2 separate regions of the Homo sapiens genome follow, and region 2 is linked to region 1. Evidence: read pairs that join two places in POLR2A ChIA-PET (ENCODE). Cell type or tissue: PC-9. All regions are shown on one strand. Each heading gives the region's core, and the rest is flanking DNA. Links, peaks and the distances in the headings are about the cores only. Region 1 overlaps RASAL2 (RAS protein activator like 2). Region 2 overlaps RASAL2 (RAS protein activator like 2).

Region 1 (7,522 bases), core at 506-3,005:
CATCTGCAGCACTCTCAAAAGAGGTCCTCTGGCCCTAAAGATATTCCATAAAATTCCTTTCCATGTTTCTGGACTTATTTTGAAAGATTAATTTAGTCTTGGGCATTGGATATTTACATTTTTAAAACCGAGTTCTCCTCTAAGATTTCTCAAGTAAACCACCAAGTTTTAATTTTTTCTAATTGTTATGGTTAAAGAAAAACAGATTATCTTCATAGGAAGTGCCCAAGGTCTCATATTTAGGATATTTTAAGAGATACAGTCAATTATCACATTTGTACTCAGTACCACAAGGATAAAAATGGCTTTTGCTGCCATTCCTTCAGGGTTCTGTGGATCATCTCAATTCTTTGTCTTGCTAACTAGCCCACATCTGCTGCCAGGTGATGTCTAACCTGCTGATGATGCTTTTCATCTGGCTATCTTTTTCTTCCTGCTGTCTTCGGAGCCGCTCCTCGCTGTCCTCCAGTCGGGCCTTGTATTCCAGCAGCAGCTTCTGCATCTGCTGCTCCTGCACCAGCAAGCGGCGTTCATATTCCTCCAGTCGCCGGCTGGAAACTCTCAGGCGCTCCTTCAGTTTAGTAATTTCTTGTTCATACTAGGGCAGAGGAGGCAAGGAGACAAAAACTAGAGTCACATTGCTTTTAGAAATCAGTGATTTACTTTTCTTTCTTTCTCTTTCTTTCTTTTTTTCTTTTTCTTTTTTCTTTTTTTTAACAAAAGAAACCCTAAGCAGTGTAGCTAGATGCTGGCTGTGCTGTCATTCCCTATACTGTTCTTAATATTCTTTATAATTATCAACTGGCATAAATGTTAATGGAGCATTGCCTTCCTTACTAAAATTACATTTTAAATCTTAACTTGGCATTCCAAATTCTACATATATATGTATCTCTCTCTACACTAGGCTACCATTGCTATAAGCCACATCCAATCTGTGATGGTATCAAATGAAAGGGGGAAAAAAAAACCAGATGAAGTACTTAAAAGTCTGACAAATCACTTAAAATAAGCCAAAAGTCAGTTGTCTATAAGAGAAAAAGATTCTGTGTCATCATCTGCACTGTAGGATCTCTGATGTGTCTTAGCTCATCAGACTGCCATTCCTTTGTTCTACTAGAATCAGCCCTACAGAGAACAAGCAACATTTCTATAATGTTAAGCCCATGAATCAATAAGACTTTCATGGCAGAGGTTATTGCTGCTTTTTCCCCAACTATAAAAGTGTAAAGTATTCCAGTCACAAGCACTAAACAAAGGCCTACATGTTCTCTAGGGCCAATTAATATTGCTTCTTTGCCCATTTTTGTAATATGACTCACCTGCCCAATTTTGTACTGCTTGCTGGAACATACATGTTTGTGTTCTAAGGAGCTTTACATAAATTCAGTGACTCAATTAGTTACATGGCCCTTTCCTGTACTGTAGTTGCTGTGGCTGGGGTTTGAGTACACTGGAATATCATGCTGATAAAAAGAAGCTAATTGTCTGGTTGTCAATTAAATAATATAATGCTATATATGATGACAAGGTTCTTGTTTGATAACCCTTTTACCCCTTGTCAACTTTTCCTTAAAAAACAAAAAAACAAAATCTAAACAATAGATAATATCCTTTTAACAGTCATTTATAGAGCTATACATTCTTTATCCAGAAAAGGCAAAAAAAAAAAAAAAAAAAAAAAAACAACTAAAACCAAAACCTAATTGTTACCAAGATAAACAAAAAGTCTTGCCCTAGGGTAATTTTGTCCTTGGGTGAAGACCAACAAGTTTATGGAAACACAGAAACATGAAATATTTACCTAAAATGACTAGAAATGAATAGTAGAGTGTCCTCTAGATTAAGGCATCTACATTAAAAAAAATAGTAGCTAACTGCCACCCCCTAGCAAGATGAACATTTTCCATGTATATTCACACACACACACACACACACACACACACACACCACTGACCTATTTTACATAGATATGTATAGGATGATTAACATAAGGGGTAGAGGTGAAGATGGGGGTGGGATGAGTTTATGTTCTTAGCTAGATAACCTTTTTAGTGGCCTGTCATTTTGGGATCAGAAAGTTGATGAAGCAGACTAGGTTCTACCTTCTCAGCATGCTTGGCTTCATCTAGATTTTGCTCAGTTTCTTCCACATCCTCTTCATACTGCCCATTGTTCAGAACCCAGGCTGCTGTCCTCTCTACTGGGGACATTGTGGCAGAGTCCACAGGTGACTGAACCTGCATCAGAAACAGTTATTAGCATTTCCCCTAACAGCTCACCCGTGTGCTATGTTTCACAAACAGCTATTCTTGGAAGACATTAACTGTGATCTCTCAGTTTTCTAATAAATGCTCTTAGCTTTAAGTATTATTTTACTAATGCCAAGGCTAGGGGTGGGGAAAGAGAATATACATTTGTATAAGTGCAAACTATTCTGAATAGAAAGTTGCATATATCATATCCAAGAGGCATCCTTATTCTCCCTCTAAAGAAAGTCAAAGCCTTAAAATTGTTAATTTGCCCAGTGGTCCAAATACTGGTAGGTAACAAATTGCCTGCTGAAATTAATAAATGACCTCTGCCATAAAAGTCTTTTATGCCATAAAAGTCTATTTGATGATTAAATAAGAGAAAGAAAGCATAACCTGATGGTCAAAATATCTGTTTAGCCCAGACACAATCAGAAACCAAAAAACTGATTAGTGCTAAACAAACTCACAAAGTGCCCATTTATATATCAGAATGGCAAATACTAGGTTGGTGCAAAAGTAATTGTGGGTTAAATGGCAAAACCTGCAATTACTTTTGCACCAGTCTATTTAGTTTTCATATTATTGATTTAGAGAAAAAGAAGGACAAGTGATGCTGGTTATCTTTACAGAACACTGACTTCATGATGGATTAAGATCACTCAAGGGTCCTTATACTGGAAAATTTCTTGAATACAGGATCAAAATGATGGATACTGGGTAGTCTATTTTCCTAATCTACTGAATAGACATACCAACACTGTCACCACCACCTATCTTGATCATCTCATAGGGAGCTGTGAGGATAAGACAATATATTTGAAAATTCTTTGGAAACTTCAGAGTGCTACAGAGAGGTTAGGTGTCAGTCATTACAATATTTATGTTTCAAAAACTAGCATTAGATATTACAATTTATATTAGGCTATTGAACATTAGTGCTTTCTCCACAAACAATGATGGAAACACACAATTTTTTTCCCCTCTGTCCTGCCTCAGAGAGAGAGAGTAAGCTAAAGAGAGAGTACAAAACTTGGCATGTGAGTTAGCCTTTTATAATTAAATAGAGGGATTTGTATTTTAAGGACCAGAATTCCATAATTTCATAATTGAAGGGCATTTTCTCCCCTATCACAGCCATTACATCTTAAGGATCTTTATACCATTCTGAAATAGAACTCAGTTAAACTCTAAATAAATATTTTAAAAGAAGGGGTATTTTGATGAACTGGAGAGTGAGGAAGACCAGATTAAAAAACTGATTGCAGAGACTAAAAGGCTATCAGAGATGGGTTGGGAGAGACTTTAAAACTTACACATGCAAAAGTAACATAGGGACATTTCTTAAAGGTGTGAAGAAAGATCTGGTTTAGTCGATTTACAGATTATAGTTATATATCAATAAAAATAGCTTCATGCCTGAGGATGGATGTGCATAGTTTATATAAATAGACCCGTACACACTAAGCAATTGTGAATGAACTTCTAGAAATTTCTACTATTTTGTTGGTCAAATCTTATTTTCAGCCACTTCCTAATATATCCTAGCACTTTGCTTGGCATACAGTAGGTGGTCAAAATAATAAAAATAAAAGTGACAAAATAGATCAATCCTAACTATTCCTTCTATTAATGATAAAGCCTTCACAAAATTGTAAAAAGGCTAGAAATATAGAATAAATAAAAAATAGTTATTGTGCTAGATTGAAAGGAAACAGAGGTGATTTTTGTTTCATGAATTTTTTTGTTGTAGTATGTTCTTCAAATGAAAAAACTATATACTATCTTTTATATATTCTTGGTCTTATAAGCGTTGCTCTTATTTTCCAATTAGTCAATCTAATGGGCATCATATCATACAGTTCTTTTAAATGATACTGACTAGTTAAATACACAACAGATGCTCAATAAAATATTATTCATTTATTATTCTGGATTATCTTTAGAATTCATTACTAAAATATAATTTATTACTTAGAGAATATTCTATGTTTTTCCCCTAATCCTTTGGAAGGGCACCAAAGGCTTCTTTTCAATGATTGTTCCATCTCCTTATAAGCTGGATAAATAGCAAAAAATATCTCTAGTTTATAGTCCAAAAAATTGAGGGAGGAGGTTAGTAAGTGGTTCAGATTCCATCTTGCTTAGGAATGGCCTTAGAAAGAGAATTTATATCCACTGACTTTCAACATGATCATCAAAGATAATGAAAAAGACAAAAAGAAAAAGGAGCAGGAATTCCCATTAGGAATATCTTCCCTTTGAGATAAAGCTGTATAGGGTTTCCCTGGAAAAACAGTAACGCTTTAGGGCAAAAGAGCCTGATGCAGCAGTTTCACTGATACTACAATTAATCATAGCCTGGCTATGCTGAGGCCAGTTCCTCGTTCCTTGCTAGTATTTACTAGACATAAACAAGACCAATTGGTTTCAGCTTCATAGTGTGAAATAGTCGGATTCCCATAAATGAATAACCCTTCTGCTATCAACACCAAAGAAAGGGCCGAATAAATTAATCCACAAACTTTGGGAGTTCTTGAAGAGGTTGGTTAAGAGACAGTTCAACAAATCTAAATGTGAAAACTGCAGCATCATATTAACAGGCTTGTCAATTATCTATTTTAAAAGGTCTCTTCAAATTCAAATTTCTAAGATTAGAGTACATGATAAATCTGAACAACTCATATATATAAAGTCTACTGTTTGTACGAAGTAGATGATACATGAAAAACAAAATAGAGAGGAAAATAAGAAAAAAGCAATACAAACAGAGGCTGAAATGGGTTAAAAAATTAAGAGAGTTTCTTGAAAAAAAATTTATCTGTGAATTTTTTCACCAGGATTTTATTTCCTTCCTACTCATTAGACGTAGAAGACTGAAGCCAGTTACTCTGCAGACAATGGCCACTACTTTGTGCTAAGATATAAATGGAATTTGCATGGGACAAAGCTACTGATAATTACAGCCGCCTACAGAACAATCCCCACAAAGAAATCCTCTAGTTTCTGGGAGAGAATTCCCCAACACAATTTGCAATTAAAATATGTAAAGGAATTTGCCTTAAAAATGTGCTGATTATATAGAACTTCAGAGGCTTCATGGGAGTGAGATGAACAAAGCAAGCAAGAAACAGATAAGAAATAAAAAACTAGGCCAGGCACGGTGGCTCACTCCTGTAATCAAAGCACTTTGGGAGGCCGAGGCAGGTGGATCACTTGAGGTCAGGAGTTCAAGACCAACCTGGCCAACATGATGAAACCCCACCTCTACTAAAAATACAAAAATTAGCCAGGCGTGGTGGTGGGCATCTGTAATCCCAGCTACTCAGGAGGCTGAGACAGGAGAACTGCTTGAACCTGGGAGGCGGAAGTTACAGTGAGCCGAGATCGTGCCACTGCACTCCAGCCTAGGCGACAGAGCAAGACTCTGTTTCAAAAAAATAAAAATAAAAATAAAAAACTAACAATGTAAGTTCAAAACAATGAACCAAAAGCCAGTGTAGGAAAAAAAAAAGAAACTTGAGCAATCAAAATACGGTGATTTATGCTTCAACTGATAGGACAGTGGCAGTACCAGCAAAAGTATAAACAAAGATTAATATTCAAAGCTGTACCTGGACATCTCACTGTGCCTGTACCCCACTTCATGCCAAAAAATATATTTGGTGACTCATTAATGGCTGTGACACAAAAACTAATTTTTATATTGGTTGTTTGGAGACTGTATGCATTTCCTACCTCCCATCCATCCAGGCAGCCCTCTAATCATAACCCACAGAAACATGTATTATGTGCTTATGCGATAGGTATTGTATTTTCCTAAAGAAAAAATGTTATAAATGACAACTGGTTCCAGATGAGCACAAAAAAGGCTATTTAATTTATAATATTAATAAACAACCAGCCTGAGTCATAGGCCCTCCATGATACAGAAGGAAAGGGTAAGCAAAAGAAAAAAAAAAGAATCTTTATTTTCCTTTTCTGTACAGGGCTGGGCCTAAGTACACTTTTGAAAAGCAGGTGGAGGACACTTTCCCTGTCCTGTCCCTCTCTGCCAGATCTCATGCTCTTCGCTAATCCTATTTTATCTTCAGTGCCCTTGTGCTGCCCTAAGTCCCTGAGTAGATATTTGCTTCTACACAGTATTCTGATTTCTAAAATTATGTATTTTTTCCTTTCTCCTCCCAATAAACATCTTAATTCTCTGAAAGTAGTTGATCGCAACTAGAATCTAGCACAAAAGTGATGTGAGGAAACTACTTCACAATAAGGTAGGAATGACTGATAGCCTTCTAACACATACATTTTATGCTTATATACACATACACATTTATATATAAAAAATACATATGATACATATAAAAGATATCTATTTTTCCTTTTCTTCAAATAAAAATGCTTACTAAATCAAATGATTTGGTAAAATTTTGGGAAATATAACAAAATAAAAATGAAAAATTTAAGACTGTAGAAAAACTTTATTACTCAGTAAAAAATGACCAACTAGGAGGTTTAGCCCAGGAAGTCTGCTTCCAGAAACAGCTTAAGTTAGTCATGCTTTTCATCCCTTCTTCTATTTCTGTATCCAAGGATTCTATAAATAATCCAATTAAAAAATCAAAGTAGGTGCAAGGGGCTCTGATCATAGCAGACTGGAGGCAGAGGCAGCCATATAGGTAAGTGCCTAAACTGTAAAAATGCAAATATATAACAGATACAAACTAGGATTTTATTGCAGTCTCCCTGCCCAGTTATTTTGCTGCATAAAAGGATTTGTCATAGAACTCTTTTAATCTCAAGTTTTTTAGTACTATCATTAGGTTTCAAAAAAAATTCAACTAATACAATGCTTTTTTAGGAGAAAAATCTTTTTAGATGAAAGATATATAAAGATATATATTATATACATGAAAAATTATATGAATGTGTATATTATATATTTAACAGTAGTTTGTTTCAAAGGGAAAAATATGTATTGATGCTTCAAAATGTAATATTTAAGGAAGAAATGATTAGTTTCTTGGCAAAGCTTTTTATTTGTCAATAAAAAAATTAGAAAAACTTATATTAAGATTGGATGTGATGTTAGCTGGGCTTGTCCATGTAAATAGAAATGTAAGGGATTTGCAGATGTTTAGAATACTTCCTTTTCCACCTGTGCTTCTATCTTTTTACTCTCTCCTTTACCTTGACTCTACAGGTGTTCAAGTGTTTATTTTTCTAGCTATTTCCAGGAAAAGCCACATGGGACTTTGTATTTCCAGAAGGAG
Region 2 (7,522 bases), core at 3,379-5,878, 130 kb after region 1:
AGCACCACATCCAGCTAATTTTTGTATTTTCAGTAAAGAAGGGATTTCACCATGTTGGCCAGGATGGTCTTCATCTCTTGACCTCATGGGTCCATCCCCCATCCGGCCTGCCTATTTTTTTAGAAAGATTATTTTTTAAAGTTCCTATGTAATGACATGCATTTTTTTATCTTTTAAAAGTTGTGGCCGGGTGCAGTGGCTCATGCCTGTAATCCCAGCACTCTGGGAGGCTGAGGCAGGCAGATCACCTGAGGTCAGGAGTTCGAGACCAGCCTGGCCAACATGGTGAACCCCTGATTCTATCTATTAAAAATACAAAAATTAGCAAGGCGTGGTGGCGCATGCCTGTAATCCCAGCTACTTGGGAGGCTGAGGCAGGAGAATGGCTTGAACCCAGGAGGTGGAGGTTGCAGTGACCCGAGATAGTGCCACTGCACTCCGGCCTGGGTGACAAGAGCAAAACTCCATCTCAAAAAAAAAAAAGAAAAAAAAGTTGCAATAAATGAATGATTTTTTACCAAGTATAAAACATTGTGGACATGAGAAACAAACCAATAAATAATCATTTTTAGTTTTTGAAAATCTCATTAAATAAGAAAAATAACTTTCAAGAGGTTAAAAATTCCCTCTAAATTTCTGCACATGCAGTAAAAAATTATTACTAGTATTAAAAAAATTCAACACGATAAGAAATGAATTAGGTATTATACCCAGAAAAGGCAAAAGCAATGTTATAAAAAGCATGGAATTACGCAAGGCCTATAATCAATTCATGATCAATTCCAAAACAATGATCCCACAAAGAAAACACAATGTAGTTCAAAAACACAAATACTACATTCAAAGACTGATTTACTGTTGCTTTAAAAACAAGCCAAGTTTTTCTGTCTACCACAAGGGTTAACATATTTTCTCTTGGCAATAAAACATGATATCTAAATTTATTACTGCTGAAACTACAGACAAAATAAATTACTACTAATGAAAAACTGAAAAATCCTCTAGGAGAAGTTTGTTTCAGTGAGTAGAGAAGTAATTCTAAGAAAAGATAATTTGTTTTTTAGTATAGTCAAGAATTATGATTATTTACTATTATGATTATACACTATTTTGTAACTTATCTTCAACAGTAGTTACTATCAACAGGTAAATGTGCCCCATGGGTAAAGTAAACTCAGCATATGGCTTGGGTTTTTGAACTCATTTAAAACTAAATAATGTATCTAACATGCTGGTCTTAACCCATTTATGCCAGAGGTTGCAATTTTTTTGTTTTGCAAAAAAATCAGACTTTGGTGATGACCTTGAGCAATAGGATATAAATAACTCCCAAAAGTTTAGTGTTCCAATAATGGAACACTAGGCATAAATGGGTTAAAATGTCATATTGACAAAAAACAAAAATAGGTGAAAAATAGCTTCACCTCAGTAAAGTCTAATATTTGAGGGATATTTTATGGATGACAAAATTCAGAGAATAAAAGAGATATTAATAAATCTGGCCGGGCGCGGTGGCTTACGCCTGTAATCCCAGCACTTTGGGAGGCCGAGACGGGCGGGTCACAAGGTCAGGAGATCGAGACCATCCTGGCTAACACGTGAAACCCCATCTCTACTAAAAATACAAAAAATTAGCCGGGAGCGGTGGCGGGCGCCTGTAGTCCCAGCTACTCGGGAGGCTGAGGCAGGAGAATGGCGTGAACCCGGGAGGCGGAGCTTGCAGTGAGCCCAGATCGTGCCACTGCACTCCAGCCTGGGCGATAGAGCGAGACTCCGTCTCAAAAAAAAATTAATAAATAAATAAATCTGATAAGGAAATATTCATTAGTGACTAAAGGCAGATTCAAACAGCCACTATTACATTTCTCAAGGCCACACAGAGAAATTAGACAGGAATATCTTTGTATAAGAATTGGAGACAATTTGGCCAGGCGCAGTGGCTCACGCCTGTAATCCCAGCACTTTGGGAGGCTGAGGCAGGCAGATCACGAGGTCAGGAGATCGAGACCACGGTGAAACCCCGTCTCTACTAAAAATACAAAAAAGAATTAGCTGGGCGTGGTGGCGGGCACCTGTAGTCCCAGCTATTTGGGAGGCTGAGGCAGGAGAATGGCGTGAACCCGGGAGGTGGAGCTTGCAGTGAGCCAAGATCGCGCCACCGCACTCCAGCCTGGGCGGCAGAGTGAGACTCCGTCTCAAAAAAAAAAAAAAAAGAATTGGAGACAATTTTTTCTCCCTCATACAAGGAAATAAAGAATGGTTTCCATCTGACTGGCAAAGTGTCAGGCCACAACATTGATTTTGAGAATACAGGTTTTTTGTTTTGTTTTGTTGTTCTTTATTGCCTAGGCTGGAGTGCAGTGGTGCAATCTCGGCTCACTGCAACTTCTGCCTCCCGGGTTCAAGCGATTGTCCTGCCTCAGCCTCCTGAGTAGCTGGGATACAAGTGCCTGCCACCACCCCTGGCTAATTTTTTTGTGTGATTTTAGTAGAGACGAGGTTTTACCATGTTGGCCAGGCTGGTCTTGAACTCCTGACCCTCAGGTGATCTGCCCGCCTCGGCCTCCCAAAGTGCTAGGATTACAGGCGTGAGTCACTGTGCCCGGCCGAGAACATAGGTTTTTCTGTAGAGAAAATCTAGGCTTGAATTAGAAAAATTCTATTACTAGTGGGCTATGCTTTATCCTATACCATCATTTATTGCATAATTAAAATCATAATCCAAAAAACATTTAAAATTTACTAAAATTTTTATGACACGTTTTAAATTTTACATATCTATACATGTAAACTGAAATTAATGAGAATATAATCAATTGAATAATGCTGAAAGTATATTGTACACTCTTTTTGACATTTAACTGAACTCAATATTTATTGAATGCTATTAAATGCCAAAAATGTTCTTTGTATTGAAATTCTTTAAATGATGCATGAAGTGGCTGGGCATGGTGGCTCATGCCTGTAATCCCAGCACTTTGGGAGGCCGAGGCAGGCGGATCATGAGGTCAGGAGTTTGAGACCAGGCTGGCCAACATAGTGAAACCCCGTCTTTACTAAAAGTACAAAAAAATTAGCCAGGCGTGGTGGTGGGCGCCCATAATCCTAGCTATTCGGGAGGCTGAGGCAAGAGAATCACTTGAACCCAGGAGGCGGAGGTTGCAGTGAGCCGAGATCACGCCACTGCATGCCAGCCTGGATGACAGTGCGAGAATCTGTCTCAAAAAAAAAAAAAAAAAAAAAGATGCATGAAGTTACATCTCTAAGAAACATGATTATTTCACTCATCACAGTTTGTCCTATGATTGCTAATAGCAACAAAAACCCCATATAGTCTCTTTTTATGTTTTTAAATAGATTACTACACATTTTTCCTCCACTAAATAACAGTAAAATAGACAACTTGACAAATAAATTTATTTTTATAAGGGCATAGGGATTCAACCACTGACAATGTCATAGGACACGGGAGTATAGAACGCTGCCTCTTAGTCACGTGTGGTGCTGCGCACCTGTGCTCCCAGCTACTCAGGAGGCTGAGGCGGGTGGATTTGCTTGAGCCTAGGAGGTTGAGGCTGCAGTTTGCAGCACTGTATCTTGGCCTGGGTGACAGAGCAAAACCCCGTCTTAAAAAACAAAAATAAAAAATAAAACAGAACTCTGCCTCTTTTGCTCACCACTTCTAAGGTACTACATTAGCAGACAGAAGAGCACAGTGGTTAAGAGGACTGACTTTAGGGCCAAATTCCAGCTATGCCATTTACTACTTATGGTGTCTTGGACAAGCACTGTCTCAGTTTCATTAATTGCTGGCAAACAAACAAAGAGGCATAATAACAGTACCCACCTTATAGGGTTATGTGAATAAATATTTGCAAAGTGCTTAGAACAGTACTTGGCACAAACCACTACATAATATTTTGTTAAGTAAGATAAAATAAAAACAGTATTCCGGGGGAGAGGCACTGTTATTAAATGCCAAACATATTTATTGTATAGAAATTCCATAAATGAAGATGAAAGGTGAAAAAAAGGAAAATGAGAGCGATTTTTATCATTCACCCCCCATTTGACATAGTATTTTTTTCCCTCAAAAACCTTACCTCTTTATACACTGCTCCACTCACTAGGACCCACAAGCTATTATTGATCAGACTCTCTGAAATCTTTTTCTTTTCCTTCCATTTACAGAAATGTTTAATTCTTTTACCAGAGAACATTTTTAATCTGTTATTTCATGACCCAGACTACAGCCCACTGCAACTACAATTATGTGAAAAAGTCTATAACTTTGTCAAAAAGAACTCCACTTTACCAAGAGTACTGTTCACTGTTCAGTCTTTTGTTCCATCCACAGAGAATATGTATTAGAAATAAGACACTACATACTCTATGTTGTAATCATAGACACCTTGGTAAAAAAATGCAGACATCATAAATCACCCAAGGAGAGATATAAATAGAATACTTTAGTGAAATAATTTCTCAGGTATGCAGGACAGTAGCTTGCAGAATCTTAGATATATATTACAAGCAGAACCATTAAGACAAAATAATACATTACTTATGTTACTCATATTATGATCTAGCATTAGCCCAATCTTCCAAATTTATCGAATCAAACAATTTTGAGAAAAGATTTGTGCAGGTCTTACTAGTCATCTGATAACACTGCTGTAACACAGTGGAACTGTAATAAACTAGTGCCTTAACTTGAGCATTCAATAATATTTATCCTTCCCCCTACCCCTACTAATGGCTCTGATTAAAGCAACTTAGTCAACAATATAATTAACCAAAATTTACTGAATGTATACTTATTATTAACTTATAATACTAATATATACCAGAGCCTTCCATCCTTTTACCCCAGTTTGGACTGGATGCTCACTCAGTCAGCTACATAGCTGCCATCCAGAGACTTCCTTTCACCAAGATTCTGGGGATAACCTTTGTCTTTCTCTTGTCCTTTTTTTTTTAAGAGACAGGATCTCGCTCTGTCACCCAGGCTGGAGCACAGTGGTGTGATCATAGTTCACTGCAACCCCCAATTCCTGGGCTTAAGCGATCCTCCTGAATAGCTGGAACTTCAGTCTGGGTCCTTAATTTACCCCTTCTTATACTTGACAGATACATTAGCTTGGAATATAATTTCAGTTTAGACATCATGTTCACTTGGAATGATATTTAGACATCACGTTCACTTGGAATTTTAAGGGCACTGCTCCAGCGTCTCAGCCTCTAATATTACTATCAAGAAGTCAGATGCTGCTCTCATTCAAATCCTTTAGAGAGTATTTTTTGTTTCTGCTTTAAATCCCTGAAAACTTTTAGAAGGGTCTCTCCCATTGTGGATGTTCTGAAATTTCCTGAAGATGTGCCTTCAAGGGGGTTGTATTTATTTACAATGCTGAGCACTTCACAGGCCTATTAAATTGGAAATTCACAGGCCTATTAAACTGGAAATTCAAGGAACTCAAATGTCAGTTCTGGGACATTTTCTTTCAGATCTTCACCAAATGTTCCTTAATCAGTGAGGTCTTCTCTGATGATCTCATATAAAAGTAACATTCCTTTGCTTCCTTCTCCACCCACAGCACTCCCTACATCTTTTACCTTACCTTTTTTCTCCATTGCATTTATCACCATGCGGTATATTGTAAAGGTGTTTGCTTTGCCAGTCTAGTCCCACCAGAATGTAAGTTCCCTGAAGGCAGAGGCTTTTAACTGTACTGCCGGCTATTTTTGAATGCTTTGTTCAACAGGCCAGAACAGTGTGTGGCACATAATAGGAATTAAAAAATATATATTTGAGGAATGAAAGGCTGTACTCCCTAGGTTAGGCAATTTGCTAAGTCAATCACTCTGCGGGGCTCTGAATCAGGGAACAAATATAGCTGGGGAGAGGAAGAGAAGAGAGACAAGGTCTCACAGCTGCCTGTTAGTATTTATAAGTCACTCATAACCCGAAATACCCTACTGGTAATTGTGATTTGTATAAAGCAGTAGGAAAATACCATGGTAAGGTGGATTTAAAGTCATACAGACCTGGGTTTGAATTCTGGTTCTGCCACTTATTTGGCATCAGTACTCTTCTCTATAAAATAAGGGTACTAATAATACTTGTTTCACAGGACTACTGCCAGGAATAAATGAGATAATATATATCCAGAACTTAACATTGTCACTGTTTTGTCATCATTATGTCTACCTAGTTACATCACTTATTGTTTCTTTACATTTATAACTATTCTTTATTTTTATTCTAAAAACATAAAGAGATGAATTTGAGATGGCAATTGGTGATACTAAGAAATAAGAATTACAGAATAAGTAAGATCTAATATTTGATAGCACAACAAAGTAACTACAGTCAGCAACAATTTGTTGTACCTTTTAGAATAACGATTGGAATATTCATAATACAAAGAAATGATTAATGCTTGAGGTGATAGATACCACTTACCCTGATGTGATTATTACACATTATATGCCTGTATCAAAATATCTCATGTACCCCATAAATATATACACCTACTATGTACCCATACAAATTAAAAATAAAAAAAATTTAAAAAGAAATAGGAATAAGAGACTCACAATTAAAAAGAGCAGATTCATGGTACTGTACACCAAAAACGTGATAGGAGATGAGATAGTCTGTATAGCAGAAAAAATAACCAGATGTATCATTTCCCTAGTGCTACCATAAGAAATTACCACAAACAGAGTAACTTAAAAAACAAAGGAAATTTATGCTCTCATAATTTTCTGGAAGTCAGAAGTCCAAAATCAAGGCATAGGCAGAGCCACCCTTCCTTGGAAGTCTGCAGGGGAGAAGACCTGCTTGCCTCTTCCTATTTCTGGTGGCTCCTGGCATTCCCTGGCTTGTGTCTGCTTTACTCCAATCATTGTCTCTGTCTTCACAAGGCCTTCTCCTCCATGTCTATGTCTTCCCTTTTTCTGTCTCTTATGAGGAAATTTGTCATTGGATTAGGACCCACCTAGATATCCAGGATGTTCTTATCTTGAGATTTTTAATTATACCTACAAAGACCTTTTCTCTAAATAAGGTCATTCTTGGGACTGGCCATTTCTATACTGTTTTTCTAGGTACAAGAACTAACAAGGTTGTCTTTCTGCCAATTATGCTTTCTGATTCAACAATGAACTGTGGCTGGGCACAGTGGCTCATGTCTGTAATCCCAGAACTTTGGAAGGCTGATGCAGGTAGATTGCTTGAGCCCAGGAATTTGAGACTAGCCTGGGTAATGTGGAGAAATACTGTCTCTATTAAAAAAACACAAAAAATTATTAGCTAGGTGTGATGGTATGTGCCTGTAGTCCCAGCTACTCAGGAGGCTGAAGTGGGAGGATTGCTTGAACTCAAGAGGTTGAGGCTGCAGTGAGCCAAGATCATGCCACTGCACTCCAGCCTGGGTGACAGAGTAAGACCCTTTCTCGAAATATAAATAAATAAAATAAAAATAAAATAAACTGTATTTTATTAATTATATTCTCC

What was found. Peaks named below come from ENCODE experiments on the same cell type or tissue, not always from the same donor. Only the 100,000 strongest peaks of a DNase experiment are listed, where the experiment ranks them.
Region 2: POLR2A ChIA-PET joins it to region 1 with 42 read pairs; 2 of 35 experiments call an interaction of 5 or more read pairs at or near these places.

The regions. Positions count from the first base shown.
Region 1 is chr1:178,458,996-178,466,517 of GRCh38, reverse strand. It overlaps RASAL2 (RAS protein activator like 2), which reads right to left. Exons shown (of 18, transcript NM_170692.4): 15 at 2,106-2,240; 16 at 396-598. Among named protein-coding and RNA genes, the nearest start is that of CLEC20A, 34 kb to the left of the region's middle. In PC-9, for the core only: no CTCF peak of the experiment used is centred there; no DNase peak of the experiment used is centred there.
Region 2 is chr1:178,327,305-178,334,826 of GRCh38, reverse strand. All of the region lies in intron 3 of RASAL2 (RAS protein activator like 2), which reads right to left. The region is part of intron 2 of LOC105371629 (a long non-coding RNA gene); the gene reads left to right. Among named protein-coding and RNA genes, the nearest start is that of CLEC20A, 170 kb to the left of the region's middle. In PC-9, for the core only: no CTCF peak of the experiment used is centred there; a DNase peak (open chromatin) is centred at 4,426.